Linked DNA regions of Homo sapiens: all the other regions are linked to region 4. Evidence: chromatin loops called from intact Hi-C (ENCODE). Cell type or tissue: dorsolateral prefrontal cortex. All regions are shown on one strand.

Region 1 (8,000 bases), 700 kb before region 4:
CTTTGAAAGCGTTGTTCCCTCTCTCTGGAGTCCCCACTTCTCTGGGTCATTGTCTACTCCACCTTCTGGTGCTACGTTGAATGTCACATCCTGCAAGAAGCCTCTCCTGACTCCCTAGTCCAGACTAGACCAGGTCCCCACAGACCTTGTCACAGCATTTGTCCCAGTTGTCATTTTACATTTGTTTGCATGGTGGTTTGGTTTCTCCCTGTCTCATCTGGACTCTGAGGTCTCCACCACGTATTCCCCATGCCTGGCGCAATGTGTGGCATGAAGTAGGCCCACAATGCATATTCATGGAAAGAATAAAGAATGTTGGCTCTCAGTTCAAATCCTGGAACTTCTCCCTGAGCCTTGCTTTTTTCTTCTCTGAAATGGGAATGATAACACCAAGATTAGTGTGAGGGTGAGCCAATGAATGAAAATCTCCTGGCCACACTCTGCCAAGAGTAAAGAGGGAGATCGGGGTGGGGAGGGGGTGGTTGACGCCAGCTGCTTAGGGATGGAAGGACTTGAGACGTGTGGAAACCAAAAGTGATGGGGACAGGTGGGGAAAGACGTGGAGGTGGGGAGATTGGATGTGTTTAGAGATAGCAAGGAGACAGCCCAGCTGGGTGGGGCATTTCTCTGAACACTTGGTGACCTGCTTTTCAGCCTGGCTTAGGAAACCAGGGGTTTCAGAGGAAGTGGGTGGGAAATGCCCACTGCCTCCTCGAATTCCATGTGGGCCACTCTCAGTCTCTCGGCTGGACCTGGTGTGATGATTAGATCTGGAACACTGCCAAAGTTCTCCATGACTGGCCCATGAAGATGGCTGGAAACAGCAGAGCGGCCCTGGGCAGGCATTTATTGGGGCACTGACCCAGCCTCTGTGGTGGAAAGCAGCCAGCCACCAGCCCCTGGTAGAGGAGCTACCTCCTGGAGCTAGCTGTCCAACTGGTCTTGTTCCTGGTCCCTGCCCCAGGCCCCCAGCTACTACTGCTCTGGCCGTAGAGTGGGCCTGGTCATTATTCATGCCATGCCTCTCTGTAAAGCCTGCTGGAAGGAAGACGTGGCAACAGCCTCTGGCCACCAGCACAAGGGCAGGACACAAGGGGACCCCAGAGAGGCCTCTGCACATGACTGCCTTTGTGCAGAACTCCTGGATAGAGGGCCTAGGCTTGGACTTGCTGGGGAAAATAAATGACATAGACTCAGGTTCGTCATCCCTGTGGTGCATATCAGCTTGCTCCCATACTTAGGGAGGGAGTTAAGGCTCAGAGAAAGTGTGCCACCTATTTGAGTTTGCACCGCATAGCTGGGCATAAATTCCCAAGCACGGACACAAAGGCTGTGTGGCTTCCAAGACAGCAGAAGTAAGCGGGAGAACTGGATGGTGGGAAATGGATGGGGATGCAGGCTGAAATTGCTGCTCTGCAAGGATGTCAGAGACTCTGGGGAAAGGCTGTTTGTCTCTGTGTGGCTTCCCTAGGGCTCACCTGGAAGCCCTGGGAAGACTCCTCAGGAGGCGTGCTGAGCCAGAGCAGGCAACAGCCATGAGCTCATCTCCCTTGAGACCCCCAGGAAGTCTGGTAGGGAGGTAGAAGGAAAATGGTCAGGGAAAGAGGGAGAGGGGAGACAACAGGGACTTTGGGATGGGCCACAAAGCCAAGCTCGGACACGGGGAAGAAAAGGCCATTTGCCGCATGCCCGCTGTGTGCTGAGCCATTCCTGAGCATCGTCCCTCGTGGATTCTTTGCCAGTCATGTTACTGGCAATGTATTTTTATTCCCATTGTACCAAGGAGGACACTGAGGCTGGAACTGATACTGGATCTGCCTGATACCAAAGTCTAGGGTCTTCACAGGGCACCTTCATGATGGGTGGGTACAGGAGCCTGGCCCTTCCTGGACTCACATCACAGCCACAGCGCAGCCTGGGCTTCTCCTACTTCCAGCTCCGGACAGCAGGGGGAGGCTGTGCTGCGTCTGGCTGTAGATATGGGTGCAGAAGTGGGTCTGGGCTTAGAGGGGAGAAACAGAAGAGGGGGTGGCCTCTGGCAAAAGCTGCTGGGTTTGGGAAGCCCTTAGCCATACCTCTGTGACGGCTGAAAGGTGGGGGTGGGGGCTGCTGCCTAGATTTGCCAAGTGGCAGCTCTGCTGCTGCCCCAGAACAAAGTCGAAACTCCTCAAATCAAGGATTTATAGCTTCTCTTCCCTCCAAAACACCCATCACTCCATTTCCCACTTCCAGGTCTTTGCACATGCTCTTCTTTTGGCATGGGATACCCTTCGTGTTCCTTTCTGCCTGGCCAATTCTTACTCATCCTTCACTATCTGGCTTCAATGTCACCTCCTCCAGGACCTCCTCCACCCACCACAGCTCTATCATACCTCCCTTATTCTTATTTTCTGAAGGTAGGAATGTGTCTAAATCATCTGTGTCTCCAGGACCTAGCACAGGATGGGGCATATGACAGAAACTTCCTGAACAATGGGCAAAATGCATCCCTCTGGAGAGCAAGGGACAGCCTGGGTGGGAGTAAGGGTGGGGAGGGGGCCCTGAAGACGAAATGCTCACGTGCTAGACTTGTCCAGGATCAGGCTGACCGGGAGCGTAGGGGTGCACTTTACTTCCCAGGGGTGTCATGAGGGTCCAGGGAGATCTTGGATGTGAGGGAGCTCTGCAAACGGTAGGTCCCTGTACTGACTCAACTTTACCTCGTTCCCTGGTTTCCCTGATGAGGCAGTTGGAAGGAGGAGGCAGACCAGTCCTGGTGAGTGTCCGGGGTGGCAAGGATTGCAGTCTCAGCGGTGGCCTCAGCTCTCACAGGCAAGGAGGTGGGACTCTGGGGGCTGAGGGACTACCTTGGGACTCCCCCTTCTATGGGGACCTAACACCATATCAGAGCTGGGCATGGGCTCAGAAATGATGGAAGCCATGCCCTTCCCAAAGGGGGTAAACTGAGGTGCAGAGAGGGGTCGGCATTTGCCCAAGGTCACACAGCAGGAGCGGGACGCCAGCCCGTGAGCCCTGTCCTCCCAGCATGACAGGTGTCTTCACCTGGAGTTCAGACTCAGACGGCAGCTTCACTGACCCCCATCCCCCGCCACGCAGTCCAGGGCGCTCAGCCTACACCGCCGCACACCCATTGTCGGCCCAGAGGCTTGGCCGCTGAGCGCCCCCTGGATGGCGTGGTCTGACCGTCCTTCTCCTTGACTCACCTCCAGCCCCGAGGGCCGGGCTCCACGGCGGCGGAGAGGGCGTCGCCCGCACGGCCCCGGCTGTGCCACCGCCCCGGACTGTTCCCGCGCAGCGAGGTCCCTTCCCCGGGGCCCCCGGGTGGGGCCGGTCGAGCCGGGTGCGCTATCCCTTTAAGCCCGGGCGAGATGAGAGCTGTCAGCGGCAGCCGAGGCTAGCGCGGGACGTCGCCACCCTAGCGCCAGGCCGGAGCTAGCAGCCGCGGAGCCGCGGAGAGCGGAGGGGGCGGCGGGGCCGGGCGTGGCGGGTCCCCTCGCCGCCCACTGCGCGCTCGAACCCTGGGCCCCGCGAGCGGCGGGCGGCACCCGCTGTAATGCGGAGAATGTGAGAGGCAGCGCAGGGCGGTGGGGAGGAAGGGGCGCGGGAGAGGGCGGCGGCGAGACAGACGGAGAGCAGCGGGGAGAACGAGGACCGGGCTGGGCAGGTGGGACAAGGCAGGGAGGCGCCGGAGAGGCCGGACTGGAAGGGGGGGAGAAGGGCGGCGGCGCCGCGGAGGGGGCCGGCGCTTCCCGCGGGAGTGCGAGAAGCCCGAGTCGGCACCTGGGCCCAGGTTCGGGCTGGGAGCGCGGCCGCGGCCCGGCCAGGCAGGGTGCGGGAGCCGGGCCGCCCGCGGGGTCCCTACGGGGAGCAGCGGGGCACCTAAGGCCGGCGGGTCCCGGAGGGGCCCAGGGCCGCGCTCCGCAGGCTCCGGCCGTCCCGGCAGGGGGTCTTTGTGAGCGCTCCAGGAGGGCGAGTCGGGAGTGCGGAGCCGGGTGTGCGCGCCTGGGTGTGCGCGTGTGTGCGCGAGTGTGGGCGCCGGGCAGTGGGGGCGCGCGGTAGAGATTCTGCCGGCATCGCATCGTGGCGAGCAGGAGGCAGGAGCGGGACGCGCAGGGGAGCCGGGACCCTCCCGCGCACACGCACATGCACACGCTGCGCGCTCTCACGCGCATACACACGCCCTCCCTGCCGCGCTCGCCGCCGCGGCCACCATCGCGGAGCCGAGCCCTGCGGAGCGGGAACCGAGGCCGGAGCGGGGACCGGAGGCAGCCGAGCCGGGGGATGCCGGCCCGGAGCGGAGCCGCGCGCGGACGGCGCGCCCGGGACGGTGAGTGTGGCCGGGCCGGGACGCTGCAGCGGGGCCAGGGCCGCAGGGGCGCAGGCCGGGGAGCCGGTGTGTCTGCCCGCCGGCGGCGCGGCGCGCGCGGCCTCTGATTGGGCGGGAGCCTCGGGGGCAGCGGCGGGGGTGGGGTGCTGGGTGCGCGTCCGTGGGGGGCGTGCACGCTTGGGGCTGGGAGGGGGCGTGCTCGGCAGCCCAGGCCGCGGCCCCGCCTCACCCTTACCTGCAGCTGCAGCCCCGACGACTTGCAGCAAGTTTGTGGAGCCCCTGGGGCGCGGCGGGCCGGGAGGGGTGGGGACGGAGGCGCTTTGAGGGTGCAACTCCGGCCTTCCTTTCCAGAGAAGAGAACGCGAGGGGAGTGGGGCGGGGGCGCGGGCCGGGCCGTCTGGCGGGCGGAGGGGTGCGCCTCCAGCTCCTCAGTCGCGCAGCCGCCCGCTCTCTGGGACACCCACCTAGGCCCGCGGCGCCGCGCTGGAGCCGCTCCGGGCGCCAGACTACTATGACCCCGCTAGGGTCAGGCAGGACCGCGCGGGGACAGCTCCCAGGCCCAGGGCCTGGGATGTCTTTGCAGGCAGGAGGAAGACACCAAGGTTCAGTTGGGGGAGTGCGGCGACGTGCCCGGGCGTGTATGTGTGTGTCCCCGCGCCTTCTGCTCCTCAGGACGGTGGCTGGAAGAAGGGAACTTGCCGCAAGGCGCGCCCCACCCGACCTGGACCCTCAGGAGCTCCCAAGAGGCCGGGGGCGTCTCCAGGTCTGCCGGCCTGGTGCCCCATACCTGCTTGGAGCCATGCCCCCGCGTGCCTCACTCTACATTGAGGTTGTGGCTGTGCTTTGTACCCTCTCCCATTGTGAGTCTCCTCCCACACTCTGGACCTGTACTGGCTGCCTGAGGGAACCTCCCCACACCCCTAAGTGCCAACCCAGCCAGTCCTGTGGAAGATGGGATGGAAAGCTGTGGTCCAAGATGGTGCCTCTGAGAGGGAGAGAACCCCGTGTCTCCTGGAGTGAGAGGCCCAAGGAAGGATCTGGGGTCAGGACTCCTGCAGGTTCCTCATCCTCCTTGTTTCCAGGGCAGGTTTTTCCTCCTCTAGGAAGCCTTCTCTGGTTGCTCCTGAGTCCTTCCAGCTTGGACTTCCCTGGGGTTGTAACTGCTGGGATCCCAAGCAGCCCCCATCCATATGCCTTCTTTCCTGCCACTCGCCTGTGAACCTGTGTGGTTAGAAGTCTTGATCTCAGCCTGGATGCTGTGTGGAGGGGTGTGGTGGCTGGACCAGTCAGTATCTACCTGGGTCTCTGGAGTATGGTAATGTCTATGGTAATATCAGCTTTCAGGCTTAAACCTTACTTCCACCTCCATTATCCTTCTGGAATCTCTCAGCCACTTTGTGAGAATGCAGGACCGGTGGGCAAGTTGCTTATCCATTTCACAGAGGAGGATTTTGTGGCAGAGATGGAGGTAGTTTTCTAAGTCTTAGGACAGCCCTTTTCCACTGCGAGGGTATCCGCTGACCCTGGTCTTTGGTGAGGCATGGAGGACACCCAGGCCTTCTTTATTGACCTGGCAGGCGGGCTCCTGCTGCGTGTGGCACGTTTACTGGGCTGGCGGCTGTTCTCAGCTGGAGGCAGTTGAACAAAAGCTCCTGACCTGTGGGACCTTTTGACCCTAGCTTGGTTAAATATGTGCTTCCTGGATTTGGGGCCAGAGGCTGTCAGTGCTTTGCTTGATGGTTTGGAAGCCCGGCTCCTGTCATCCTCTGCACAGCTCTGGGAGTTCACTACCATCCCAGGGATCCGAATCACTCCCGCCCAACCTGGCACTCTATGCTGGGTCCTGGCATTGTCCTTGTGTTTGGGCCCCAAAAGCCTTCCTACCCTCTCCATCCTAGAGCCCCTCTGTGGGCCAAAGATGCCCCGTGGAGATCTAAATGTGCACTGGGGGAATTGGAGGGGACTCTGGTGGCTATTGTGGCCACTTCCTCCCCAGGTGGCCCACCTGAAGAACAGGAGGTCAGAGCTGTCAGCCCCAGGCAGGCTTCTGTGACTTCCCTCAGTCCTGCTGGCAGCCTGGAGTCATCCCCAGGGCCTTCGGGGTAAGAGCTGTTGCCCGGGAGTTACCACTGGGGGTGGGGCTGGGCCTGCTGGATCCTGGCGGTGGCCTCCTCAGCCTTTGCTGGCTTCCCCGTCCCGGGCGGCCTCTCTCTGCCTCTCCCTGCTCCTCCCTTGTTGGCTCTGGCTGATCATGGCCTTTCTTTGCCATTGTTTTTTTCTTCTCTCTCTCTCTCTCAGCTCCTCTTCCTCTTCACCTGTGGCTCCCTAAGCTCCAGACTTTTGCCTCCTGAGTGTTGACCAAAGCTCTGGTTGACATCCAGGTGGCTGGAGCATGGCAAGACGCCTAGCTTGGTTCCACCCCTATCATCCATGCCTGCTTGAACCCCTGCCCCGGTTCTTCTGGTACCTCCACTCCCACCCCAACCAACTCCACAAAATGAACCCTTCATTTGGGGTCCCAAGCCATGGTGAGGGGGAGACCAGGGGCACTTATTTGGCCCCTGGTCTATTCTGCCGGGGATGAAAATTCCAGCCAGGGGCTCCCCACCCCTACTGGCTGCTCCCTTTAGGAAAACAGCCACTTCCTCACCCCAGCCTCCTGACTGGGAGGGAGCAGTGCCCAGTGTGACCCCCTTAATTTCCCTCCCCAGGCAAGACCTGACCCTGCTATATTTGTGTTTTAAATTGTAAAGATATTCTAACAAACCCAGTGATAAGAATTTATTGAGTGGGCTGGGCCTTGGGGTGGCTCAAGGTGGAAAAGCTGCCCCTGACCTCTCAGGCATAGCTTTGTGGGGGCTGAGGGCTACCCTGACCAGTCTCAGAGTTTCTTCCGTGGGCTTCTGGGGCCCAGACCCCTGTTCCCAGGAACCACACCTTGGCTGTTACTCTCCATGGCCTGGAGCCTCGCTTCACATTTGGAGGTATCTTCTGGCTTGAGACCTGGACTGAGTGCTGGGGATACCAGTGATGAGCCTGGGCCCCTCCCCGGATGGGCTCTCAAAGGGGAAACAGATTTGGACCCATACCTCTGAGTATTAGTGAAGCCGGCTGGGTAACCAAGAGGCTCAGTGGGGGAGTGGCAAGGGGCTGTTTCAGAAGGAGGGGACTGGCGGGGCCTTGACCTGCTGAGATTTTCCGGCACTTGATCTATGCTCAGTAAATAATTGTTGACTAAATGAGTGAATGGAGAATGCGAACGTGAGTGGGGGCTTTCTAGGAAGATGGCACGGCACTGGCAAAGGCATGGAGGTGGGAAGCGCTGGGCAAGGGTAGAACGTGTTTGCAGTGGAGTAGTTCACATGGGGGCATGGAGAAGGTTGGCACCAGACAGAAGAGGATCCTCAGTGCCCATCTGAGGAGTGTGGGCTGATTCTGAATTCAGGGCTTGCAGCGTTGAAGTTCTGGAGGAACACAATTAGATGTGCGATATAAACCACGTCTCTGGTGGTCTTGGGTGGGGTTGTCCAGGTGCTGGGAAGACCTGGGTGGGGTGATCTAGGTCGTCAGAGTTCGGCGAGGGCTCAGGATTCACCAGTCCTACCACCTGGGCATACAGAGGTGGCAAGTGTCCTGAAGTCATAGATGCAGCCTCCAATACTGGCCTTGCCAC
Region 2 (8,000 bases), 490 kb before region 4:
GCAGGAGTCAAGACCAGGAGGCAGGAAAAGACATTCTCCGGGCCCTGGGCTCAGGAGCCTGAGCTGGGTCACCGATGGGACCCAGAGGAAGTGGAGAGTCACAGATCCCACCAGGAGTCCAGGCTGGATTTGGATTTGCAGGTGCAGGGGGAGGAGGGAGGGCAGCTTCAGGGCTGGGCCTTCTGGATGAGGGTGTCCCCCAGCAATCCAGGAACCCCATGGGTGACAGACCCGTGAACAGTGTCAGGTGCCATTGGTTTACTGCAGACCCAGCCACAGAGCTGATGGGGAGGGGGCATGGCGTCTGCACCGGGGGAGACTCAGGGCTCAGGGCTGAGCGAGTGGGGCCCCCAGCAGCCTCAGAAGCCCTGGCCGTGCAGGCTAGGGGTAGCCACACTCCTGGTTGCTCTGCTCCGGCTTCTTGGGGGCTGTTCCTAGAGGCCTCAGCCCTTGAGCCCCTTTGATCCCCACTGTGAGCCCAAGAGCGGCTCAGCAGGTCTGGTTTTATCCCTGATGAGCACCAGGGGAGCTGTGATTCAGGGCAGGGTGTGTGCTTGGAGTCAACCGCCTGTGAAATGTAAAGGAGGTGGCGCCAATGCCAGGCTGTCTGAGGTGACCCGCCCCTTCCCTGAGCCCCTCCATTCCAAGGATGCTGGGAGGGTCCTTTGGGAAGACTCCAGGCAGGGTAAGAGGCAAGGAGGGGGCAGCATGAGGAGGCCAGAGGCCCTCTGGCCTGGGCATCTGGACCCTGCCTCTCTATCTGCATCAGGGTCATCGTGACAGGGCAGGAGGGGCCCAGGTGGCTTGGGGTGGCATCCAGACACACACTGCCCCCTAACCGCCACCTCTGTCCTGTGCTTGCTCCCGGCTGCAGGTGAGCAAGAGGATGCTGGCGGGGGGCGTGAGGAGCATGCCCAGCCCCCTCCTGGCCTGCTGGCAGCCCATCCTCCTGCTGGTGCTGGGCTCAGTGCTGTCAGGCTCGGCCACGGGCTGCCCGCCCCGCTGCGAGTGCTCCGCCCAGGACCGCGCTGTGCTGTGCCACCGCAAGCGCTTTGTGGCAGTCCCCGAGGGCATCCCCACCGAGACGCGCCTGCTGGACCTAGGCAAGAACCGCATCAAAACGCTCAACCAGGACGAGTTCGCCAGCTTCCCGCACCTGGAGGAGCTGGAGCTCAACGAGAACATCGTGAGCGCCGTGGAGCCCGGCGCCTTCAACAACCTCTTCAACCTCCGGACGCTGGGTCTCCGCAGCAACCGCCTGAAGCTCATCCCGCTAGGCGTCTTCACTGGCCTCAGCAACCTGACCAAGCTGGACATCAGCGAGAACAAGATCGTTATCCTACTGGACTACATGTTTCAGGACCTGTACAACCTCAAGTCACTGGAGGTTGGCGACAATGACCTCGTCTACATCTCTCACCGCGCCTTCAGCGGCCTCAACAGCCTGGAGCAGCTGACGCTGGAGAAATGCAACCTGACCTCCATCCCCACCGAGGCGCTGTCCCACCTGCACGGCCTCATCGTCCTGAGGCTCCGGCACCTCAACATCAATGCCATCCGGGACTACTCCTTCAAGAGGCTGTACCGACTCAAGGTCTTGGAGATCTCCCACTGGCCCTACTTGGACACCATGACACCCAACTGCCTCTACGGCCTCAACCTGACGTCCCTGTCCATCACACACTGCAATCTGACCGCTGTGCCCTACCTGGCCGTCCGCCACCTAGTCTATCTCCGCTTCCTCAACCTCTCCTACAACCCCATCAGCACCATTGAGGGCTCCATGTTGCATGAGCTGCTCCGGCTGCAGGAGATCCAGCTGGTGGGCGGGCAGCTGGCCGTGGTGGAGCCCTATGCCTTCCGCGGCCTCAACTACCTGCGCGTGCTCAATGTCTCTGGCAACCAGCTGACCACACTGGAGGAATCAGTCTTCCACTCGGTGGGCAACCTGGAGACACTCATCCTGGACTCCAACCCGCTGGCCTGCGACTGTCGGCTCCTGTGGGTGTTCCGGCGCCGCTGGCGGCTCAACTTCAACCGGCAGCAGCCCACGTGCGCCACGCCCGAGTTTGTCCAGGGCAAGGAGTTCAAGGACTTCCCTGATGTGCTACTGCCCAACTACTTCACCTGCCGCCGCGCCCGCATCCGGGACCGCAAGGCCCAGCAGGTGTTTGTGGACGAGGGCCACACGGTGCAGTTTGTGTGCCGGGCCGATGGCGACCCGCCGCCCGCCATCCTCTGGCTCTCACCCCGAAAGCACCTGGTCTCAGCCAAGAGCAATGGGCGGCTCACAGTCTTCCCTGATGGCACGCTGGAGGTGCGCTACGCCCAGGTACAGGACAACGGCACGTACCTGTGCATCGCGGCCAACGCGGGCGGCAACGACTCCATGCCCGCCCACCTGCATGTGCGCAGCTACTCGCCCGACTGGCCCCATCAGCCCAACAAGACCTTCGCTTTCATCTCCAACCAGCCGGGCGAGGGAGAGGCCAACAGCACCCGCGCCACTGTGCCTTTCCCCTTCGACATCAAGACCCTCATCATCGCCACCACCATGGGCTTCATCTCTTTCCTGGGCGTCGTCCTCTTCTGCCTGGTGCTGCTGTTTCTCTGGAGCCGGGGCAAGGGCAACACAAAGCACAACATCGAGATCGAGTATGTGCCCCGAAAGTCGGACGCAGGCATCAGCTCCGCCGACGCGCCCCGCAAGTTCAACATGAAGATGATATGAGGCCGGGGCGGGGGGCAGGGACCCCCGGGCGGCCGGGCAGGGGAAGGGGCCTGGCCGCCACCTGCTCACTCTCCAGTCCTTCCCACCTCCTCCCTACCCTTCTACACACGTTCTCTTTCTCCCTCCCGCCTCCGTCCCCTGCTGCCCCCCGCCAGCCCTCACCACCTGCCCTCCTTCTACCAGGACCTCAGAAGCCCAGACCTGGGGACCCCACCTACACAGGGGCATTGACAGACTGGAGTTGAAAGCCGACGAACCGACACGCGGCAGAGTCAATAATTCAATAAAAAAGTTACGAACTTTCTCTGTAACTTGGGTTTCAATAATTATGGATTTTTATGAAAACTTGAAATAATAAAAAGAGAAAAAAACTATTTCCTATAGCTAGTCGGAATGCAAACTTTTGACGTCCTGATTGCTCCAGGGCCCTCTTCCAACTCAGTTTCTTGTTTTTCTCTTCCTCCTCCTCCTCTTCTTCCTCCTTTCTCTTCTCTTCCCCAGTGGGGAGGGATCACTCAGGAAAACAGGAAAGGAGGTTCCAGCCCCACCCACCTGCCCACCCCGCCCCAGGCACCATCAGGAGCAGGCTAGGGGGCAGGCCTGGGCCCAGCTCCGGGCTGGCTTTTTGCAGGGCGCAGGTGGAGGGGACAGGTCTGCCGATGGGGGTGGGAGCCTGTCTGCTGGGCTGCCAGGCGGCACCACTGCAAGGGGTGGGAGCCTGGCTTGGGTGTGGCTGAGACTCTGGACAGAGGCTGGGGTCCTCCTGGGGGACAGCACAGTCAGTGGAGAGAGCCAGGGGCTGGAGGTGGGGCCCACCCCAGCCTCTGGTCCCAGCTCTGCTGCTCACTTGCTGTGTGGCCTCAAGCAGGTCACTGGCCTCTCTGGGCCTCAGTCTCCACATCTGTACAAATGGGAACATTACCCCCTGCCCTGCCTACCTCACAGGGCTGTTGTGAGGAATTGATGAGATGATGTATGTGAAACACTTTGTAACCTGTAAAGCGCTGTGCACACGTGTGGGTGACTGTTCTCATTATGGTCATTATTATCTCACTGTGGGGGATGGGGCTGCCGAGGGGCCCTCCATGGGGGTAGGCCTGGGGGGGTGTCAGGGGGAGTGCTGCTCCAGGGACTTCCAGAGGCTCCTCCTAGGACAGCGGCTGGGGCTGTGGCTGGCAGCACTGGCTGGAGAAGGGGGCTGTAGACCTGAAGGGGATCCTGAGGCTACGGGCATAGAGAGTCCCTCACCTCTGGTCTGATGGTGGGTCTGACTGCCAGGCCTGATGGTAACAGCTCTACAGGGCTCAAGGCTTAGCTCCCCAGAAGCTGGAGGCCCCCTACAGCATTGGCCTAGACTGATGCAAGGATTGGGAGCATCAGCTCTCCCCAAGCCTTCTTTGCACAGCATTTATCAAGCACCTACTGTATGCCATTTCCCATGCAGAGTGCCCAGGCTGTGGGGACTGGGAGAAGCAGTTCTGGGGCTGCCCTTGAGGCTTCCCAGGCCCAGTCTGGTCCCATCTTCCACCAGGCCATGCTCTGAGCCTGTCCTGGGCTGTTAGGGCTTCTGTGTTTGGGGCTGGGATCCACCTGCACATGAGCAGACCCGGAGGCTCAGAAAACAGACCCCCCACCCGTTGCTTCCAGCCGTGCCCATTCAAACCAAATCCAGCAGCTCCAAACTTGACCCTGGAGAGGGATGCCCCTGACAACACAGTGTGAAGAGCCAGGCAGTCACCTTGTAAGTTTCCCATCGGCCATGGACCTTGACCCAAAAAGCTGGGCCAGTAGGTCAGCCAGCAGACCACCCCCAATCTCTGTCAGGAAGGAGGGGCTTCAGGGTCAGGGAGGCCTGGTTTCTCCCTTCCAGGTTCCCTCTTTCCTTGGGAACTCCTTGGGTCCAGCCCCATAGTGGACCCAGGGCGATCCTGTTGCTCATTCTTCCGGCTAGGGGAGAACCCCAGCGATGCTAGAATCAATGGGCACAGACCCAGCTGAACGTGGAGGGGGAGCAATAGGGAAGTCAGCCCTCACAGCAGGAGACTTCCGGGATGCAGCTCCTCCCACCAGGGTTCTTCCCAGGGCCCACGCCCCCACCCAAACTGGCACAGCTACATGCCTAGCACCTTCTAAACCAAGCCTCTGGTGGGATGGCGTGGTGGGCGGAGTCTTGTATGGAGTTGGCACTCGATCACTTATTCATTCATTCAATCTAAAGGCATCTCTGAGAGGCTGCTTGCCTCCTGGTTCCAGCTGAAGCAGTTGGTAGCCGTAGCTGGGCCAGCCTGCCCTCTCCCCCATCTCCCAACCACCACCTAAGGCTGTCCCTGGTTCTGGGGGAGGCTCAAGCCTTCTGAACTATCCCCTTTCTCAGGCTTTATCCCCTGAGAAGAAACAGGATCCTCTCCCCATAGGATCCTGAGTCCAGGACTATTGGTGTGCAACGGTTGAGGGTCCCTGTGGGCAGCCTAGACTTGTGATTATAAGGCTGTAAGGTTTGAGGTCAGGTCTGAGTTTGAGTTCCATTTCCAGCACTTACCAGCTGCTCGGCATTGTTACTTAACTCCTCTGAGCCCCAGACTTCTCGCCTGTAAAACAGACGATATTACTTGTTCTGGTCATCAGGAGGATGAAATGAAGGCACGTGGGTTGGCTTGTGGATTGGTGCAGTGCCTGCCATTCAGTCAGTCCTCTACAACTGGCAGTGGTGATGACCCCACTCTTACACAGATGCAGAGGGGGAGGGCCAGAGAGGGTGGCAGCTTATCCTAAATCGCACAGCTTCTAAGTGACCCATCTGGGGCCTGGTTCCAGACTCTCAGAGCCACAGACTTCTAAAACTGACTCAAGGCTTCTCAGAGCCACTTCTGGGCAGGAGAGCATTCAGAGGAGCACGAGGGACAGGGGGAGGGGTCCTTGGGTCTGTATACAACAGGAGACCAAGTGAGTCTTCAAAAACCCCACAAGCCTGCCCCTCCTCCCAGGAGAGACCAACACACGGGCCCCCTCCATCGTCCCAGCCCTGCCCCTCCTCCCAGGAGAGACCGGCGCACGGGCCCCCTCCATCGTCCCAGCCCTGCCCCTCCTCCCAGGAGAGACTGGTGCATGGGCCCCCTCCATCGTCCCAGCCCTGGAAGCCCAGTTGGCACCGTCCTCTGCAGGAGGCAGCTTATATGGGTTCTTACTAACCCCTCTGGGATGCCTCAAGGCTGGTAAGAGCAGGGAGGTCAAGGGGCCAATTTATTCCTGGCTACTGGGAGAGAACGGCCCCCTGAGGAAACTCAAGAACATGAGAAAATTACTAGGTTGTTTTCAGATGGGGGCAGGATCAGTTTGGGGGAATGTGAGTGCCCAGGACCCATGGACTGGGTTTGCCCAAGCAGAGAGGACTGGGGACTGGGCAGAGCCCAGGTGGGTTTTAGTCCAGGTGCAGCCCCTTCAGAGCTGTGTAACCTTCTTCTGTGGAAGAGGGTCGTGAACTCAACTGCTGCTAAAAGCACTGCTGGATTTAAAGGGCATCGTCTGGGAAGCCAGGCTGGAGAGGCTGCTTTCTTCATGCCTGGACAGCCTCTGAGACGGGGAAAGGAGGAGCAGATACTGCCTTGCCCTGGCACACACACAGCTGGAACCTGAGCCCAGAGGTGGTTTGAAGGGTCAGAGCCTTCCTGGGCCACCCACATTCCCCCAGAGCCCTGATGGCCCTGCTCTGCCTCAGACCCCATGGGGTGTTGGAGTCAGGATGCCCTGCTGCCTCAAACCCTATTGGGAGCCCGCTGCTCTGCTCACCTTTTAATCTGGGGCCAAGGGGATGAGGTTGGAAGAAGCTGTTGGGGAAAAGGCAAGATATTGAATCCTGAGAGTCCAGCCTGCTTTCCAGGAGACTGAAAGCAGCACAGCCTCCAGGCCTGCTCCTCTATGAGGCAGACATGCCGGAACCAGAAAGGATGCTGAGACTGGGAACCCACCATCGACATTCAAGTGGACCCACCCGAGGGTGGCACCAGGAAGATGAGTATTAGAGGGAGCAGTGAGCACCAGAACCCTTCCCTGGTTTACCCCTCACAAGTCAGAATACAAGGCTCAGAGAGGGAAGGTAACCTGCCTAGAGTCATACAGCAGAGTGGTAGATGGAACGTGAGCTTTGGAGTCAGGCTGACCTTGGTTCAAATCCCACCTCCACCATTGAGTCCCACATGCAGAATAGGGTTAACTCCTATGTTTACAGGGTGTCTGGGAAGATCGAAGACAGTGTTGTAAAGTACCCACCTACACAGGGTGTGGCACCTGTTGGGTACACTAATGACCACTGTTACTAGCATGACATCTTTATGGGCAAGCAAGGGAGTGGTAGCTGAACTCAAGAACTGGTAGGGTAAGGGACTGTGCGGGACACAACAGGGATGGCAAATGGGTTGGGGTAGAAACCAAACCTGGCCATACCCTCTGCTTTGCCACTGGAGGCCTCAGGGCTGTGTGGAGAGGATAGAAGCAGACTCCAGCTCATGAGCCCTGTTTGCCCAGGAGAGAGAGTGGCTGTGCCCTGGGGCCCTGGAGGACAAGGAGACAGGGGAATATGTCACAGAGAGCAAGGGAGAAGGGGTAAGAGGAGGAGTGTAGACCCCTGGCTGGTATCAGGAGCCCCTGGGGAAGTTCTGCCACCAGCTGGCCAAGGGCCCTTGAGTATTTTAGGGCCTGAAGTCAGGGTTCATGAGGTACAAGGAACAGGGAGCACAGCCCACTTGGAGCTAAGTGATTTATGGAACCCTCAGAGAACCTGCTTCCATATCACCTTTCCTGCTTCTTTCCCCAACTTGGTGCCCTCTGATGACATGACAGCCTGTACAGGACTGAAAGTCACCCACTCATCCCCGCCCCAGCTCCCATTCAAAAACCCCAAGCTCCAGCCTCCTTTGTAGTCTGGCTAAGGCCTTTGATTTCTTCATTCCTAGTCTCCAGAGAAAAAAAAAGGCTGAATGGTCACTCACCAGCCAATCGGTTGGCTGCCTTGAAGTCAGGTGCCCATCCCCTTGTCCAGTCAGCTGGGGCCAAGGAGCTCAACCTTGCACAAGCCAAGTTGGGGTGAAGATGGTGCAGAAGGCATGAAGGATTGGATCAGTTATCTATTTCTGCATAACGACCACGCCCACAACTTCGTGGTTTAAAACAACTGTTTATTTGTTCCTAGCTCTGGAACTTGGGCAGAGCTTGGTGAGAACAGCTCATCTCAGTTCTGTGTGGCATCGACTGGGGAGACTTCACTGCCGCTGAA
Region 3 (8,000 bases), 380 kb before region 4:
ATTTCTGATCTAGGGGCGAGATGAAAGCTGGGCCTGGAAAGGGATGCTGGGGCCAGATCATGCCAGGCATTGAATACATGGTTAAGGCATCTGGTGTTTCTCCAAGGTTAAGTCAGAGGTAGGAATGCATGATATTCAGATATCCCCAGATTTGCCCCCTCTTCTAAGGCACCTTCCCTCCTAGAGAGTGGCTCCCAACATCCCAAGAAGGGGATCCTTCGTTATGTTGCCTTTTAGTGAACAGAGAAAGACTGAAGGAGGAAGGGTCTGGGGGTACACCTGGGAGTCAATTGTTAGGCTTTCAAGCCCAAAGTACCTAAGGATGATCTAAGTGAGATGTCAAATAGCTGTCACATATCTGAATCTAGAGCTGAGAGCTGAAGATAGTGGTCCTGCTTTAAATGATGGGAATAGACAAGTCTCTTCAGGAAGGAATGTAGAGGGAAGAGAATGCAACCCAGGTCGGAGCTCTGAGGTTCTCTACTTCCAGGGCTCAGATGGAGTCCCAAGAGAGCCTGAGAGGCAAAAGAAAGCAGGAGACTGTGATGGCAGAAGCCGAGGGAGAGGAGTCACTTAAAAGAAGGGAGGAAATCATGCCCAGTGCTGCTGCAACTTTTGGAGGCTGAGGACAAGAGAGTGTTCTGGTAATGAGGAGATCTCTCAAGAAGTTGCCAGGAGCAACTTCAATGGGGTGGTGGGTGTGGAAATCAGAGAGAGTGGAGGTGATGCAAACAAGTCTTCAGAGACATTCTAACCTTTGCAAGACAGATGAAATGAAGCATTAGTCATAGGGAAGGATGCAGGACTGAACTAAACTCAACAGACTTACTACTGAGTGCTTACTTTGTCCCAGGCACAGTGCCAGGTTTGGAGATACAAAGATGAGAAGAGACAGGACTGAATAGCCACACACCAATATGATCAGTATCAGAATAGGCATACGTAACAAGTGGTGCTGGCAAGAGGGATGCTGGAGCCGTGAATTCTGAGTTTGGGGATCAGGAAAAGCATCACAGAATGGGTGCTATCTGATCTGGGCTTGCAGAGCAGGAAGGACAAGGTAAGAAAAGCCTTGCCAAGCAGTAGGAAAGAGGATTTCAAAAAGAAAGTTTAAAAAAGAACAGGGAGGGCCAGGCGCGGTGGCTCATGCCTGTAATCCCAGCACTTTGGGAGGCCAAGGCAGGTGGATCCCCTGAGGTCAGGAGTTCAAGACCAGCCTGGCCAACATGGTGAAACCCTGTCTCTACTAAAAATATAAAAATTAGCCGGTCATGGTGGTAGGCACCTGTAATCCCAGCTACTTGGGAGGCTGAGGCAGGAGAACCGCTTGAACTCGGGAGGCGGAGGTTGCAGTGAGCCAAGATCGTGTCATTGCACTCCAGCCTGGGAGACAAGAGCACAAGAGCTGGACTTTGTCTCAAAAAAAAAAAAAAGAACAGGGAGGGTTTGGGGAACAGCGAGTGGTCTGATGTTGCCTAATGGGTAGTGGTGATAATGGGCCACACAGTAACAGGAGATGCATTTGGAGACATACGCCACCCACTATGGGATAGGCCCTTGCACCCTGCTGAAGAGACTGAAGTTTATAGAAAAGGGGGAATATAAAGAATATAACATTGGTCCACCTGCTCTGTGCCAGGTACCTTAAATACTTTCGAACATGGGTTTTGCAGTACAAAGCAGACCTGAGTTCAAATTCTGGTTCTGCAAGGTGTAATAGCTATGTGGCTTTAGGTCCTTTAACCTAGCTAAGTCTTAGTTTCATCTTAGTTTCATGCTAATAATTCTTATCGTATAGAATTTTTGTAAGGCTTAAAAACAAAAGCAACTACCACAACTATGATCTCATTTAAAATAGAGTGATATGGCTGGGCGCAGTGGCTCACGCTTGTAATCCCAGCACTTTGGGAGGCCGAGGCGGGTGGATCATTTGAGGTCAGGAGTTCAAGACCAGCGTGGCCAACATGGTGAAACCCTGTCTCTACTAAAAATACAAAAATTAGCTGGGCATGGTGGTGTGCCCCTGTAGTCCCAGCTATTAGGGAGGGCTGAGGCAGGAGAATCCCTTGAACCTGGGAGGCGGAGGTTGCAGTGAGCCAGGATCGTGCTGCTGCACTCCAGGCTGGGCGACAGAGTGAGACCCTGTCTCAAAAAAAAAAAAAGAAAAGAAAAAGATATTTGCAAGACTAATCTTGCATTTTAGAAAAGTTGCTTTTGTAGTGGTGTGCAGGACGAACTGGTGGAGGGGAGTTAAGAGGGGGACAAATGAGACTGGCTATACTAAGTCTAGTTAGAAGGCTATTATAGAACTAGTTAATAGCAAAAAAGAGGAAAAACAAAACAATGGGCTATTAGGAGAGCCCCAGGAGAGCTGAAAGCTGAAGACCCCCACAAAGGCCTGTCCTGGAGGTGTTGAGAAGGGCCAGCTGTTAGGGGGATTCCAGGGCTCTGTGTGTGTGTGTGGGGGGGAGCATTCTGTGAATGAGATGTGGAGGGCTGGGAGCAGGGTAAAGAGCTGGGGAGAGGCGTGTAGGATTCCAGGCTCTCCAGCTTCAGAGAGCAGTGGAGTTTTTAACTGAGCTGACAGGTATTAGAGAAAATGTGGGTTTGGGAAGAATACATATTTAATTTTGGACAAATTGAGTTGAGGATTCTGCAGGATGCCAGATGGAGAAGCCCTGAGGGAGCTGGAAAGAGAGATCAGGAACTCCAGCAAGGGCGACTCAGCTCTGAGCTGTTTTATGCAGGAGGGAAGGCCTGGCACTGGAGGAGGAATGCCAAGGTCCAGATGATGTTTGAGCATCCTAAGTGTCGGGATTTTAGATCAGGTGGGAATAACGGAAGGCACAGTTCCCACAGAATGGTAGAATGTATTAGAATAGTATGTGCTTCATTTATTTTCCTGGAGACTTGGAGATTGAGAGCTAGAAGGGGTCATCCAGTCCTATATGAAGTCTTCAGCACCTTCTAGGGCCAGGCCCTGAGAATAAGTAAGTGGGGAGACAAGAAAGTCTTCCCAAGAGTAGAATGCCAGCCAATAAAGGTGGAAGGAATAATGGACTTATAAAAAAATCACAACAGCATGGTGAAGATTCAGACTGATTAGTGGATTTTATAGTCCTATTCAAATCCCCAAGGTTTTAGTGGAGAGATGGAGATCCGAAGGGGTTAAGTGGCTTCCGAGGTGATGCTGAAGTGGCCCAGTTGGGAATAATAGGACGGTGTCTTTGTAGAACCCAGGAAAATGTTTTTCCACTATGAGATTGTTGTATGCCTTTTGAGATACATGGGGCAGATTAAAATCTTCATTTCACAGATGTGAAAAATGTCTCCAGGAGCTGAGGAGACCTGCTTCAGGCTGCACCAGTGCTAACAAGCGGCAGAACCGGATGTGAACCCCAGAGTTCCCATCTCCCACGGCATGCAGAACTTCTTCGGCTACCTGAGCTACAGGAACCCTGGGAAGCAGGGCCAGAGGTGCCTGGGGACTGCAGCCCACTGGGGTGGGCATGGGGAAAGAGGAATATCATTTCTGGTTCAAGTTGCTAGTTTTGCAGAGTGTAAAATTACTGCACAGGCCCCAGAGAATAAACAGAGTTAACACCCCATTAAATACAATGGACTTTCAACGTGAGCTCTAGACGTGCCTAGATTGAAACTAGCTGAGCAAGAGCTGGCCCGTGAGTAAAATGTATCACATGCACTCCCTTAATGCTTCCAAAGAGAAAAATCCAGCGCAGGGAGAAGAAAGTGCCGGCAGCAGCTCTGCAGGCTCAGGGCTGAGGATCCGGTAATGAAGTCTTTCTGGAAGGTAAGAAAGGGCTGTGTGCTGCATGCTATTTTTAAACATGCTGGAGCAGCACATGTATCCCTGGCCCACGCACTTTCTCCAGCAGAGGAGGGGCCTGGGGGATGCAGCCAGGAATTTAGATGCTATTTATTGTATTTCCTTTTATCAGTCAAATGATTTTCCTATTTCCCACCTAGATAAAGATCTTCCACTTACAGCTCCAGCTTGTTGACCTTGTCAGGACTGCTGTGCAGCCTGAAAATTGGTCCCAGAGAGAGAAGGGCATTGTTTTTAGGGGGTTGCTTGGCGGGTTGGGTTTTTCTTCTCCCAGCAGGGAAGAGATTGGTTTACAAAAAAAAAAAAAAAAATTAAAAATCTTCCAGAAAACAAAAACTGATTGTTTTGTGCCTTTTTGCAGAACTGAAAGGCTGTCCAAGTATAGTTCACCAGCCATCCCCCTTGCATCCCCCTAATATCTCCACCCTACGTTTCACCAACACACACACACACACACACACACACACTCTCTCTCTCTCTCTCTCTCTCTCTCTATTAATATCTCTTTCTTTCTCCTGCAGCAGCAAGCCTGGCCCTGGCCCCAGACCCACTGCTGTGCTGCTGTCTTGGCAGGCAGCAGGGCAGAGGGGGGTGGCAGCTCTGTCTAAGCTTGTAAGCTGAGCCAGTCTCTTGGCTGTGCCAGCTCTGAGGCCCCTTAGAGATGCCAGTATGCCTGAGTGGGAGCAGTTGCAGCTTCCACTCGGCTGGAAGCTTTGGAGCCAGCCAGGCCTCCAGAAGCTGCATTCTCAGGCAAGGGTATGGCCCGAGGGCTGCTAATCAGCAGGAGGCCTCCTCTTGGGCAAGCTGCCCTCATTGTCTCGCCTTGCCTAGGCCTGCTGGCCAGGTTCACAGGCCAGAGACAGTGCCACTCTTCCTCACCTTCTCGGGAACGGGACCAGCAGATGCTGTGGGAGGCTGGGGTTTTATTGTAAATCCTCATGATTTCTGGCTCATTTAGAGCCACGAAACACAAAGAGAGCCAGCTAGAAGGAGGGAATCCAGCCCCTTGCAGGTTCATCATTTGAACAGCAAGGAGCTGCAGGCCCCTTCCACACTTGCGAGGGTCGGCTATGGATTGTAACAGAGCTGCCGGCTTTCAGGAACCCCAGGTTCTTTCCCACCATTGCAGTGTTTCCTAGCCGGGACAGCAGAGGGCGCCAGCTCTCCTGCCAGCACTGGGTCCCGGGCCGTCCTCCCGCACATCTGGAAATGGGCTCTATCACTCTCTTGCGAAATAAGGCCAGGGATCTGTCTGTGTCGGATGAATTGGCACCCGAGTGAGCACGCATACACATCAAGAATTCCACTTTCTCATTACTTCTATTTCTCCCTCAAGAGCACTTGTGGAATGTGGGGAATTTGCCTTGCCAAGGCGGCCAACACATCTGAGTCTTGGGCTTGGTCAGGCCTCGGTGGAGCGCTTGGCGGGACCACCTCTGGTCTGAAGACTTTGCCCTTCCCTCCGACATGCAGAGAGGGGGAAAAAGTAAACGGGAGGACAGGACCTCCCAGATCTTTTCCCCTGGGGAAGAAAACTAAAAATGTTTGGTCCTGACCTTCCGGGCCCTCCTGAAGAAAGCAAATGTCCCACATTAACAGGTCCTTGAGAAAGAAGATATAATTCCAAGAAAGCATTTTCTTAAATTACAAGTGATCAGAAATACCAAAGGTATGTGCAAACAATGGAGATGGAAAAGGAGAAACTGGATGGAGGAGGGCAGAGCTGAAGCCAACCCAGGGGCCTGGTTGCTGTTCTGAGGCTGCTTCCTAGACTTCTGAAAGCTGCATGCATTTAAATGTCCACATTTTCTCGCAGAAGCCAGCAATCGGTACTTCCCTTGGCCAAACAACACATCAGTCTAATATGGTGTGGGAGAAATATGTTACATTCTTTTATGAACAGAATGTTAACATCACCTAGAATCAATATTTATATCCAAGAACACAATGAACTGGCTTGTTTTGTGCTGCATGGGTTTAAGACAGGGACATTTGGGAAGAGTAGGGAGGCCGCCCCTCCTCCCACCCAGAAAGGCAGACCCGGGCAAGCAGGCTGAGGCTCCGGCATCTTCCAAAGGGTTTCTGCCTGGGAGACCATGCTCGGCTCCCTTCCTCCCTCACAGTCCTTTGTCTCCTGGGATTGCAAGAGGAAGCCAGAAGCAGCCAGTGGGGCAGGAATTTGTGGCGAGGTTCAGGACGTGAGGCAGCATCCTGTCTGCAGGACAGCCACCTACCATTCGTGAGGGCTGCAGTGGGGGAAGGAGGGTCAGGACATGCATCCCAGCATTTCCTACTGCAGATCAAAGTAGGGGCGGACACAACTTTACACAAGTCCTTGGATGAGGGGCTTCTAGGGGATGAAAAACTAGGAATAAGGGGGGATGACACTTCTCTTTCATGCTGCTATTTTTTGGCCAGGCAATTGTCCTCATTTGAGGCAGCCATTACAACAGAGATGGAAGCTGAGGTCTCCTGGCCTTGGAGTGCTGCATATTCTTCCAGAGGCTTTTGGGACACTCTATCTAACTCCTTAGGCTGGTTTCTTCCTTGATGCCGTTTTCCACTTTACTGCCTTTTTTTGTTGTTGTTCTTTATTTTTTTGAGATGGAGTCTTGCTGTGATGCCCAGGCTGGAGTGCAATGGCACAATCTCAGCTCACTACAACCTCTGCTTTCTGGGTTCAAGCGATTCTCTTGCCTCAGCCTCCCGAGTAGCTGGGACTACAAGGCATGTGCCACCACACCCAGCAAATTTTTGTATTTTTAGTAGAGACAGGATTTCACTATATTGGCCAGGCTGGTCTCGAACGCCTGACCTCAAGTGATCCACCCGCCTCAGCCTCCCAAAGTGCTGGGATTTCAGGCGTGAGCCACCACGCCTGCTGGCTTTACTGCCTTTGGAAGCTACTGGGCCTGCAGCCTGGAGTCAGCTGCTTGCTCCTTGCATGTACAATCCTTACCTAATTAGAAAAATAAAAACAAACAAAAGCCTTTCCCCCTTTCCCAGAAGATTTAAGGTTTGCCTGCAACAGACCATCTACAAATGTGAGACTTCTCTTCACCTAAGCAGACTGGATTGGGGCCTCATTTTGCAGAGCAAGCAGGCCTACTTCATTTTCAGATTCGATGCTGAAGGTCACCACTTTCAACCGTAGCACTTGTCTCTCATTAAATGTCTGGAGCTCATTATGATATATCTTGCAGAAAAGTCTTTGCTGCTTTAATAGGCATGATCTTTAGAAAAGATCCCTTGGCTTATGTGTAAGATTGAGGCATGATTAATCTTGGCCCCATTTAGTTGTGGGTCACCAGTGTTCAGGCTAGAGTGAGACCTCTCTGCATGATCACAATTTATAATTTTCCATAATCTATATCTTTTTTTATGTTGTTAGCATGTTTTGTTGCTGTAATTCATTTGGTCTGAACTATTGCTTTCATCTAGTTCTAAGAAACAACCAGTAAATATCCCAATCACATCTGCTATAAAACCAGCCAAGATAAACATATTATTTCATTATAAGCCACTATGTTTAGCATCCTCTTTACGGCTGCAAAGCTCCCCCTGCAGAAATCTCATGTGGCAGACTCATGTAAGTTTAAATATTCTGAACATCTTTACAGGTACTGACTGATTTAAGCCAATGGAAAAGTCTCACTTGGGTCCAGATGTTGTTCTGATGTCAAGGGCAGGATGAAAGAATAGTGAAAGTTAGCAGTAGGGGCCGGGTATGGTGACTCATGCCTGTAATCCCAGCACTTTGGGAAGTTGAGGTAGGTGGATTGCTTGAGCCTAGGAGTTTGAGACCAGACTGGACAACATAGTGAGACCCCCATCTCTATAAAACATGGAAAAATTAGCCAGGCATGGTAGTGCACATCTGTAGTCCTAACTACTTGGGAGACTGAGGTGGGAAGATCTCTTGAGCCCAGGAGTTCAAGGCTCTAGTGAGCTATGATCACACCACTGCATACCAGCCTGGGCAACAAAAGAAGACCCTGTCTCAACAACAACAAAAAAAGTTAACATTAGGGCAAAGAATAAAACAGTGAAATCTTTAGCCAGGGGTGGCTGCAGTTGGTAGGGTTTGACTATCTGCCTTCAGAGCAGTGCCAGGATCTGGGAGAAAAGTTCTAATAAAAAAAGTCTCCTTGGA
Region 4 (8,000 bases):
AGTTACCTTCTTGAATTTCTCTTCTAGGATCCAAAATCACTTTCTTGGGCATGTGAACATTTTTGCAGCAATTCAAGCTGTAAATTATCTGGCCTACCCAACAGTTCTCATAGCAGATTCCTACAACATGGAGTCCTGAGTACTTTGGGCCCACACAGCGTTTTATATATTAAACACTTAATCTATTTTGAATATAGTTGTAACAGCATTGAGTGTGTGTGGGTCTTAGCTCTGTAGCAGCAAGTATAGCAATACTCCTCCTAGGCAGATCAAGGAATTGAGGTCAATCACTGATCAGCCTGTATTCTTAGAGTGGGATTATACCAAATACTGGATATCAATTTAGAAGTTGCAGGGTTTCATTCTATGCTCACTCCCATTTGCAGTTGTACTTTTGTGTGATATGACAAAATGGCACAGATGGTGTAATGTGTATGATTGTTAATGTTTCTCATTTTTGTCCCTCCACAATTCATTCCCTATAGCATCCATCTCACTTAAGGTTCACTGAGGCACTATAGAATGCATAGAGTGAGATGGAAATGAGATTCCCTGCTGATAAACTGGAAGTAGGCTGAAGGCATACTGGGCCCATAATGGAAAAATCAGAGCTAATGTAGAATATTTTTGAAGAGTCTTATATTTTGTAATTATTGCTTTCTTTGGGGCAAAGGAGAGAAAATTGAATCGAATGACAGAGAGCCATGTTGTTTTGTAGTTTTGTGCAGTACAAAATCAGCAAGCCCCCAGGGCAGCCTGGACTCAACAGACAGCCCTCACTGATCAGATTTCACTCATTTGTGTAGTCAGGTCATTCATGAGTGTTTATTATTCAGGTTTATCTGCCGTTGCCCCCACCCCATCACCTTGCCAACTTTTATCTGTTTCATAAAAGCTGTTCATATATTCTACCTGTTCCGAGTAAATAAGCCCTATGGCAGCACTGGATCAGATGCTGCCTTTTCTCAGAATCTTTTACAGACATATGGAGCAAGTACTACGTGCCTTGCTCTGTGCTAGGCCCTAAAGATACAAGTATCTGCTTGTAAGATAGACAAAAAAATGTCAGAGGAGGGAGGAAAGGGGACAAGGGTTGCAAAACTGTTGGGTACTGTGTTCAGTACCTGGGTGATGGGATCAGTTGTACCTCAAACCTCAGCATCATGAGATATACCCAGGTAGCAAACCTGCACATGTACCCCCTGAATCTAAAATAAAATTGAAAAAAATTATAAAAAACAAAAATTTTTTAAAGATAAAAAATGTGATAACTGCAATAATAGAGATATGTACAAGATATAGAAGTAACACAGAAAGGGGGTTTAGGGTATTTAGCACTTCCTCTCTCTGATAAAGTAATGCCTGAGAAGGGCTTTAAAAGAAGTAGGAATCCCTCAGGCAGATGAGGGGTGACAAGGAGCCCCAAACTGAGAGAACACCTGGAGGGTAGAGTGGGTGGCCGGCTGCAGATAGCTCAATATAGTAAGAGCAAATGGAACACAGGTGGGAAGTAGGACTGGAAAGGGAGGCAAGGCCAGGACTTTCTCCTATGAGGATAAAGCGGAGCCGCTAGGAAATTTAAATAAGGAGGAAATACCAGCTGTTGTTTTTTAATGGCTCTGTAGCCATGTGGAAGATGTATTCGAGGGGATCACATTAGAGGCAGGCAGACCAGTTGGAAAGCTTTTGTGGTTGTCCAGGCAAGTGATGAAGGTAGCAATAGAGATGGAGAAAAGAGGATAATTTGAAAGTTATTTAGAAGAAAAGTCAATGAGAGTTGATAATTAATTAGCCATAGGGAGTGAAGATGCAGGAGAAATCCAAAGTGAATTTGGTTTCTCATCCAGGTAACAAAGCCATTCATCAAGAGAGGGAGTACTGGGAAAGCAGTGAGTTTGGTGGGACGGAGAGTTCAGGTTTGGTTATGTTGAGTTTAAGTAATCTATGGGTTAGGACATATATGGGAAGAAATCAAGTAGGTCATTGTATAGATGAGCCTAAAGCCCAAAGACAAGGGTGCGTTACAAATGTAGACACGGAAGTCAGTAGTGTATATGACATGGTTGAAGCTATGAGCAAGCTTGCGGAAGAGAGTTTGTCAATGAAAAACTAGGATGGAGAGCAGGCACTCCAAACACCAGCACTTCACGGAACCTTTGGGAAAAAGGGTCAATGAAGAAGAATGAGTAACACCATGCCATTCAACGACAGATTAATTCCATAGTCATATCATCCAGTTTTGCACAGGTCCACCTTTCCCCCTATCCCTCTGACTTAGTTGCCTTAAACAGAGTATCTGTTGTTGAGAGAGCATCAAGAGGTATGTCCTCTCACAGGTCCCAGGCTTTGTGATCATTCTGAAAGGTTCAGTAGTGTTAGACAGCACTATCTTCTCCCCAGCTATTTTTAATGGGACTTTACAGTCAAAGCCCCTGATGGTCTACTTTTTAGAAGTTAGCTCTCTAGGTTGAAGTTATTACAAACATAAATGCTTTTTAATGACAAATTTGCCTTAAAGGTATGCAGGGCAGTTGTCATGAGCAACATGGAAAATGAGCCCCTGAACTGAAATGTATGTTTGGAATTAAACTTTTCAGGTTGTGCATGATGAATCATTTTCAAGCTCTGTTTCCCTGCTAAGATTGTAAATGTTGGGTTCTTTGACCCGAGTCTGAGAAGGTCTCAGGAGAGGGTAATTTGGCTATGATTCTGGAAGACAATATGTTGTTTCCCCTCTCCCCCAGTTTTCCAACAGATGATTTATCAGTGGTTAAAGGGTCCCCACCCTCTGTATTTAGGAATCTGGTCAGAATGCTTCAGGATGCTGTGTCTTACAGATGGGAAGTGCTCAGGAGCCATGAGATACTTGTTTGAATGATCAATTGATAATGAATTAATATTTTTCCCTTCTCTGTCCTCACTGATCTTTATTAACCCAGACAAGCAGCCAGTTTCCCTTCAAGCCTCTGTTTTTGCAACTGTAGGTTATTCATGTTGGTGCATATGTATATACCAGCTGACTGGCTGTCCCTTTTGATGTTCCTCTGACTCCTTTGGAGAATAGCTCAAGCGGGCATTTCCTGTGAGCTGGCAAGTGGGCGAGGGTCACTGTGCCCAGGATGGGCTTCTCTTCCTGTCTGTGCTCTTCACACGAGGAGTTCCCTTGGCATGCATTTGGTATTGCCAGCATCATAGAAGCAAAAGCTTATCCAGAAAGAGGCCCTATGGTGTATTTTACAAGAAGATTCAACCTTCAGCAGCCTGGTTTTGTTCTCCTGCTGCACAGTTTATAAGTAAATGACTCCTGGATATTGATATTGCAGCTCCCTCTAGTGTCACTGTGGCTCAGGCTCTCATAGCATTTTTTCTTGCCTTTCAGAAAATATAGACAGCACAGAATCTGCCAAATTCACAGCATTTTAAGTAGATTTTCCCAAACATAGCCAAGGCAAATATGAGGTGATTTTTCCCCTATTAGAAAAGGGAATGTTTAATGAAGATGTAGGACCATTCCAGTTCTAGTTTATTTTTATTCCTATTTTTAAATTTTGGGGGTCCTAGGAGGAGTCCTGAAGTAATCATTTATAGATTAAAGAGTAGCTGGCATGAACAAGTAGAATCTTTCTTGAGATTCCTCCTGCTACTCTTGAGATGCCAGCTACTCTTTATAAAGAAGGAATGTGAATTCTTTTCAAGAAAGATAATGAGAGCCAAGAAGAAGTTACTTTAATCCCTGGTAGAGAAAATACTGGGTAAGGGCAGAAGGAAAAAATTTGACAGGAAGAACCCTATCCATTTGTTCTGAAAAATTGGTTTGTTTTCTGAAATAACTTTTGAACTAGAAATTTGTTATCTGAAGTCAGGTCATTTTGAGGTTTTTTTTTTAACTAAAGGAGTTATTAATATTTGAAAAATGGCTACAATGTGGTACCTAGAATAATATAATACTCCTACCTAAATTAACATCATTGCAGGCTCCATAATAAAGATTTATGAGATACCCATCAAGCAAAATCCTATTATGGAAATCTCCATTGGTCTGTGTTTGGGTTGTAACTGTTTTCAGGGTTATGAACCAAGTAAAATCACTCTTTTTCCCTCCTCTTTTACACTCTAGTCTTCTCCCTTTTGCCTTTGCTCTTAAAGCTAGAGTGACTCATTATTCTTCAACCTGTCTATGTATTATAAAATGAAGAGATAAGGAAGTGCTGCCCACTCAGGTTATCTATCTAGGGAGACCATTTTCCTTTAGAGCATCCAAAATCGTGAAACAATTTATCATTTCTTCTTCGTAAATCACTTTGATCCTTTATCTCAAGTAGATCTGTGAAGCTAAACATAAATTCTTATTGTAGTATCCACATTCTTGTCTACTCACAAAGCTCTGGAGGACCTTATAAAAATGTGTGTGTCTGTGTGAATGTCTAGATATAATTAGAATATCACAATTAAAATACGAGTCACAATTAGAATACCTTCTCTGCTTCTAATATTAAACTACAAGGTCACAGTTTTTTTTTTCAGCCTGACTTGACATAGTTAAAAACTAGACTTGGCCAAACAATTCTCTCTCATAGCTTTAGGTTGCCCTGTCTTGGATTCTAACATACTGCTGGTGTTAACTTGTTTGTCAGGGCTGACCCTGGCTTGGAGGTATTGAATGTTAGCAGTTTCTTTTTGTCTGTCCTCTATCAAATTTGTGATCAGAGAGCCTCACTGCTGTGGCAGGTGGCTGTCGGGACTCAAAATAAAGATCTATTTTTCTGTTTTGCTCATTGTTTCAAAAAATTAGGATTCTCTAAGATTGCATTAGTTTGACATTTGCAAGTTGTTAACTGCTTTAGTCATTATCAGTGTTGCATTTGTACAACTTTGTAGTTTACAGATGTACGCTATATACTTGATCCCAATTAATCCTCACAACTGCCCTGTGAAGTAGATTTCAGTGTTCTTCATATTGTCTCCTTTAATAGGGAGACTGAGACCCAGAGAAATTAGTGAAATGCTCAAGGTTATACAGCTAGTAGCAAAGCTAAATCCCAGGCCTCCCAAGCCCTTGGAGAGTGTCATTTTTTATAATGTAACAGCTAGAGTTTAACCATCCAATCTGATTCAGCCAAATTTAGTGGTATGAAGAGTTGAGACCCTTGAGCTTTCATTCCAGAAGACAATATAATATTGAGCAAATTTAACTGGCAATGGGGATAATGGTGCCATGTGCTGGATCCAACTCCTATACAACTAAACAATGACTAGTATAGAATTTTTAAATACCTGGTAACACTTAAATGTGAAATATTGCCAACAGTGCAGTTACAAAAATAACAAATGTTATGATTGATGAGCATATAGGATTATATATTATACTGCATATACTAAGACTTCGAGAGCTTTCCAGAGATAATATTTTCTGAAAGATATATGTTTGAACTTGAACTCAGGCTGGGGATGTCTGTTCAAGACCAGAAGTTTGCTTAAAAAAGAAATACTTAGTATATCCTCAAACTGAATTAGATAGGTAGTAGAAGACTTGAAGGAACTTGTGCTGAGGTATAGATAGATAGATAGATAGATAGATAGATAGATAGATAGATAGATAGATAGATTGATTGATTTCCATGGCACTGATCACTGATATCAGGCTTCTTTAACTGTAGTAAATATGATAAACTAGAGAATAAGAGAAAGAGAGAGAGAGATGCTTTTCTCCGCTGAGACTCCCTTGTCTTTGATCTTTTTTTTTTTTTAATCTATTTGAATGGAAATCAGAATGTGCTGCTTCTCAGAACTGGGTCCTATCTGAATCTTCCTAAGAATGTGTACATTTTTCTTTTTAAATAAAAATGACTAGAAATTGCTTTTTTAAGTTTTGCTTTTCTGTATTATTGTAATAAACATGCAGTGTAAACACTACAGAGAGTGCATGTTCCTGGGAGCCTTTGATATTTGTAATGTGGCAGTGTGCCTCTGCTGAGGAGGGAGAGCAGAGAATGACCCTCAGTTAACAGGGCTGTGGAGCAGACTCCAGACCAGACTATTATGATCCATGAACTAGTATTAGAGACTCAGTCTTCCACGGTCAGCCTCTCTATAGCATGAGAATAACCCATTTGGGGGTGGTTTTACTTACTTTTTGCTTTGATAACCCCTTAAGAGTAGAAATAGAATCGTCACAGTATGTAGAACTCTTGGCTAACTTTTTTTGATCAAAAAATTCTTCCTTGATCCATAACCACTTAGTAAAGTTCTTTATGAAAGGTTTTATTGCCTCAATAGTGGGTATTAAATGAGGCCTGTTAAGAGAAAGCATAAAACTCAGAAAACCACCATTGAAATGTTGGCTTTGTTCTGACTAGGTCAGACCAGTGACTCTCTCAACCCTACCAGTGAACCATGAGTGCCAGTGTTGTGACCATCACAATGACATTCATTGAAAAGTTAGGAAAACCCACAGTTTACCTGGCCAATGTTATATCACTCTCCTAAGCTGTGAGATGTTGACACAAAGGGCGATGGGTGATGAAATAAGGTATTTTGGTCTCCATTATGAGTCCATTGGCCTGCTGTATCATTCTGGGCTACAAACCTCTACAGAAGTAAGAGAAAAATTATTTCATTGTTGTTGTTCTGATGAGGTGCAAGGTTATAGTGGAAAGAGCAGGCTTTGGCATTAAACAAACTTAGGTTTGCACACATAACCCCGGGCTTTTTTTCTTTTTTAAATTCTTAGATCCTCAATCTACTGTGAAAGGTTAATGTGAGGACTAAAAATGGTACACTTAAAGTGCTCACCACAGCCTGGCATGTAGACAACCATGAGAAATGGTTACCACCATTATTATTGCCACTTAACATGGGGCAAGCCTTGCGAACAACTTTACTATATGATCGTTTGTCCCTAACCAGTCACCTTCCAGTTAATCTTCCCTGATACATCATAAACCTGGTTATGAGAGTGTGAGTTTTGAATTGTTTTATTATCTTTCAGATCTGTAAGAGCAAAGCTAAAGAATCTCAGCAGTATTATCACAGCTTGGCTGTCCGGCAGAGTCTGGCTGTCCATTTTAACATTCAGCAGGACTGTGGTCATTTCCTTGCTGAAGTCCCTAACCGTCTGCTTCCCTGGGAGGATCCAGATGACCCTGAAAAGGATGAGGATGACATGGAAGAGACTGAAGAAGACGCCAAAGGAGAAACGGATGGGAAAAACCCAAAGCCCTGTTCTGAAGCAGCATCATCCCAGAAAGAGAATCAGGGAGTCATGAGCAAGAAGCAGAGGAGCCACGTTGTGGTCATCACCAGGGAGGTTCCATGTCTTACTGTGGCTGATTTTGTGCGAGACTCTCTGGCCCAGCATGGGAAAAGCCCTGATTTGTATGAGAGGCAGGTGTGTCTGCTGCTCTTACAGCTATGCTCTGGTCTTGAGCACCTCAAACCCTACCATGTCACTCACTGCGATCTACGCCTAGAGAACCTGCTACTTGTCCACTACCAGCCTGGGGGGACTGCCCAAGGCTTTGGGCCTGCAGAGCCCAGCCCCACCTCATCTTATCCCACTAGGCTTATAGTGAGCAACTTCTCTCAGGCCAAGCAGAAGAGCCATCTGGTGGACCCCGAGATCCTCCGGGACCAGTCTCGCCTTGCCCCAGAGATCATAACAGCTACCCAGTATAAAAAGTGTGATGAGTTCCAGACAGGCATCCTCATCTATGAGATGCTGCACCTACCCAACCCCTTTGATGAGAACCCAGAGCTGAAGGAGAGGGAATACACACGAGCAGACCTGCCTCGCATCCCATTCCGCTCCCCCTACTCCCGGGGTCTGCAGCAGCTGGCCAGCTGCCTCCTGAATCCCAACCCTTCTGAGCGGATCCTCATTTCAGACGCCAAAGGCATCCTCCAGTGTCTGCTCTGGGGCCCCCGCGAAGATCTCTTCCAGACTTTCACCGCCTGCCCTAGCCTAGTACAGAGGAACACCCTGCTCCAAAACTGGCTAGACA

What was found. A loop is a pair of places that touch in the nucleus more often than their neighbours do. Peaks named below come from ENCODE experiments on the same cell type or tissue, not always from the same donor. Only the 100,000 strongest peaks of a DNase experiment are listed, where the experiment ranks them.
Region 1: a loop joins it to region 4, with 13 times the contacts of the local background. A loop is called at or near these places in 12 of 110 quality-filtered maps.
Region 2: a loop joins it to region 4, with 2.4 times the contacts of the local background. A loop is called at or near these places in 3 of 110 quality-filtered maps.
Region 3: a loop joins it to region 4, with 11 times the contacts of the local background. A loop is called at or near these places in 75 of 110 quality-filtered maps.

Annotation. Positions count from the first base shown.
Region 1 is chr15:77,815,598-77,823,597 of GRCh38, reverse strand. It overlaps a transcript of LINGO1 not described here. Among named protein-coding and RNA genes, the nearest start is that of LINGO1-AS2, 160 kb to the right of the region's middle. RefSeq lists enhancers at 4,401-5,035, 5,036-5,670. In dorsolateral prefrontal cortex, CTCF peaks have their summits at 1,755, 1,954 (motif pointing right) and 3,194; DNase peaks (open chromatin) are centred at 1,927, 3,168, 3,365 and 4,109; H3K4me3 peaks cover 4,324 bases; H3K27ac peaks cover 3,198 bases; H3K27me3 peaks cover 2,062 bases.
Region 2 is chr15:77,608,775-77,616,774 of GRCh38, reverse strand. It overlaps LINGO1 (leucine rich repeat and Ig domain containing 1), which reads left to right. Exons shown (of 2, transcript NM_032808.7): 2 at 875-3,748. The coding sequence ends at 2,731. All of the region lies in intron 3 of LOC105370906 (a long non-coding RNA gene), which reads right to left. Among named protein-coding and RNA genes, the nearest start is that of LINGO1, 20 kb to the left of the region's middle. RefSeq lists enhancers at 1-720, 1,947-2,446, 4,653-5,480. In dorsolateral prefrontal cortex, no CTCF peak of the experiment used is centred here; a DNase peak (open chromatin) is centred at 4,841; H3K27ac peaks cover 5,619 bases.
Region 3 is chr15:77,493,997-77,501,996 of GRCh38, reverse strand. It overlaps a transcript of HMG20A not described here. Among named protein-coding and RNA genes, the nearest start is that of HMG20A, 77 kb to the right of the region's middle. RefSeq lists enhancers at 3,985-4,784, 4,856-5,150, 5,587-6,387. In dorsolateral prefrontal cortex, CTCF peaks have their summits at 4,794 and 4,996 (motif pointing right); DNase peaks (open chromatin) are centred at 3,796, 4,486 and 5,016; H3K4me3 peaks cover 2,066 bases; H3K27ac peaks cover 7,053 bases.
Region 4 is chr15:77,114,308-77,122,307 of GRCh38, reverse strand. PEAK1 (pseudopodium enriched atypical kinase 1) reads left to right here. Exons shown (of 10, transcript NM_001385026.1): 10 at 6,989-8,000. Among named protein-coding and RNA genes, the nearest start is that of TSPAN3, 47 kb to the right of the region's middle. RefSeq lists a silencer at 7,871-8,000. In dorsolateral prefrontal cortex, CTCF peaks have their summits at 3,138 and 3,339 (motif pointing left); a DNase peak (open chromatin) is centred at 3,307.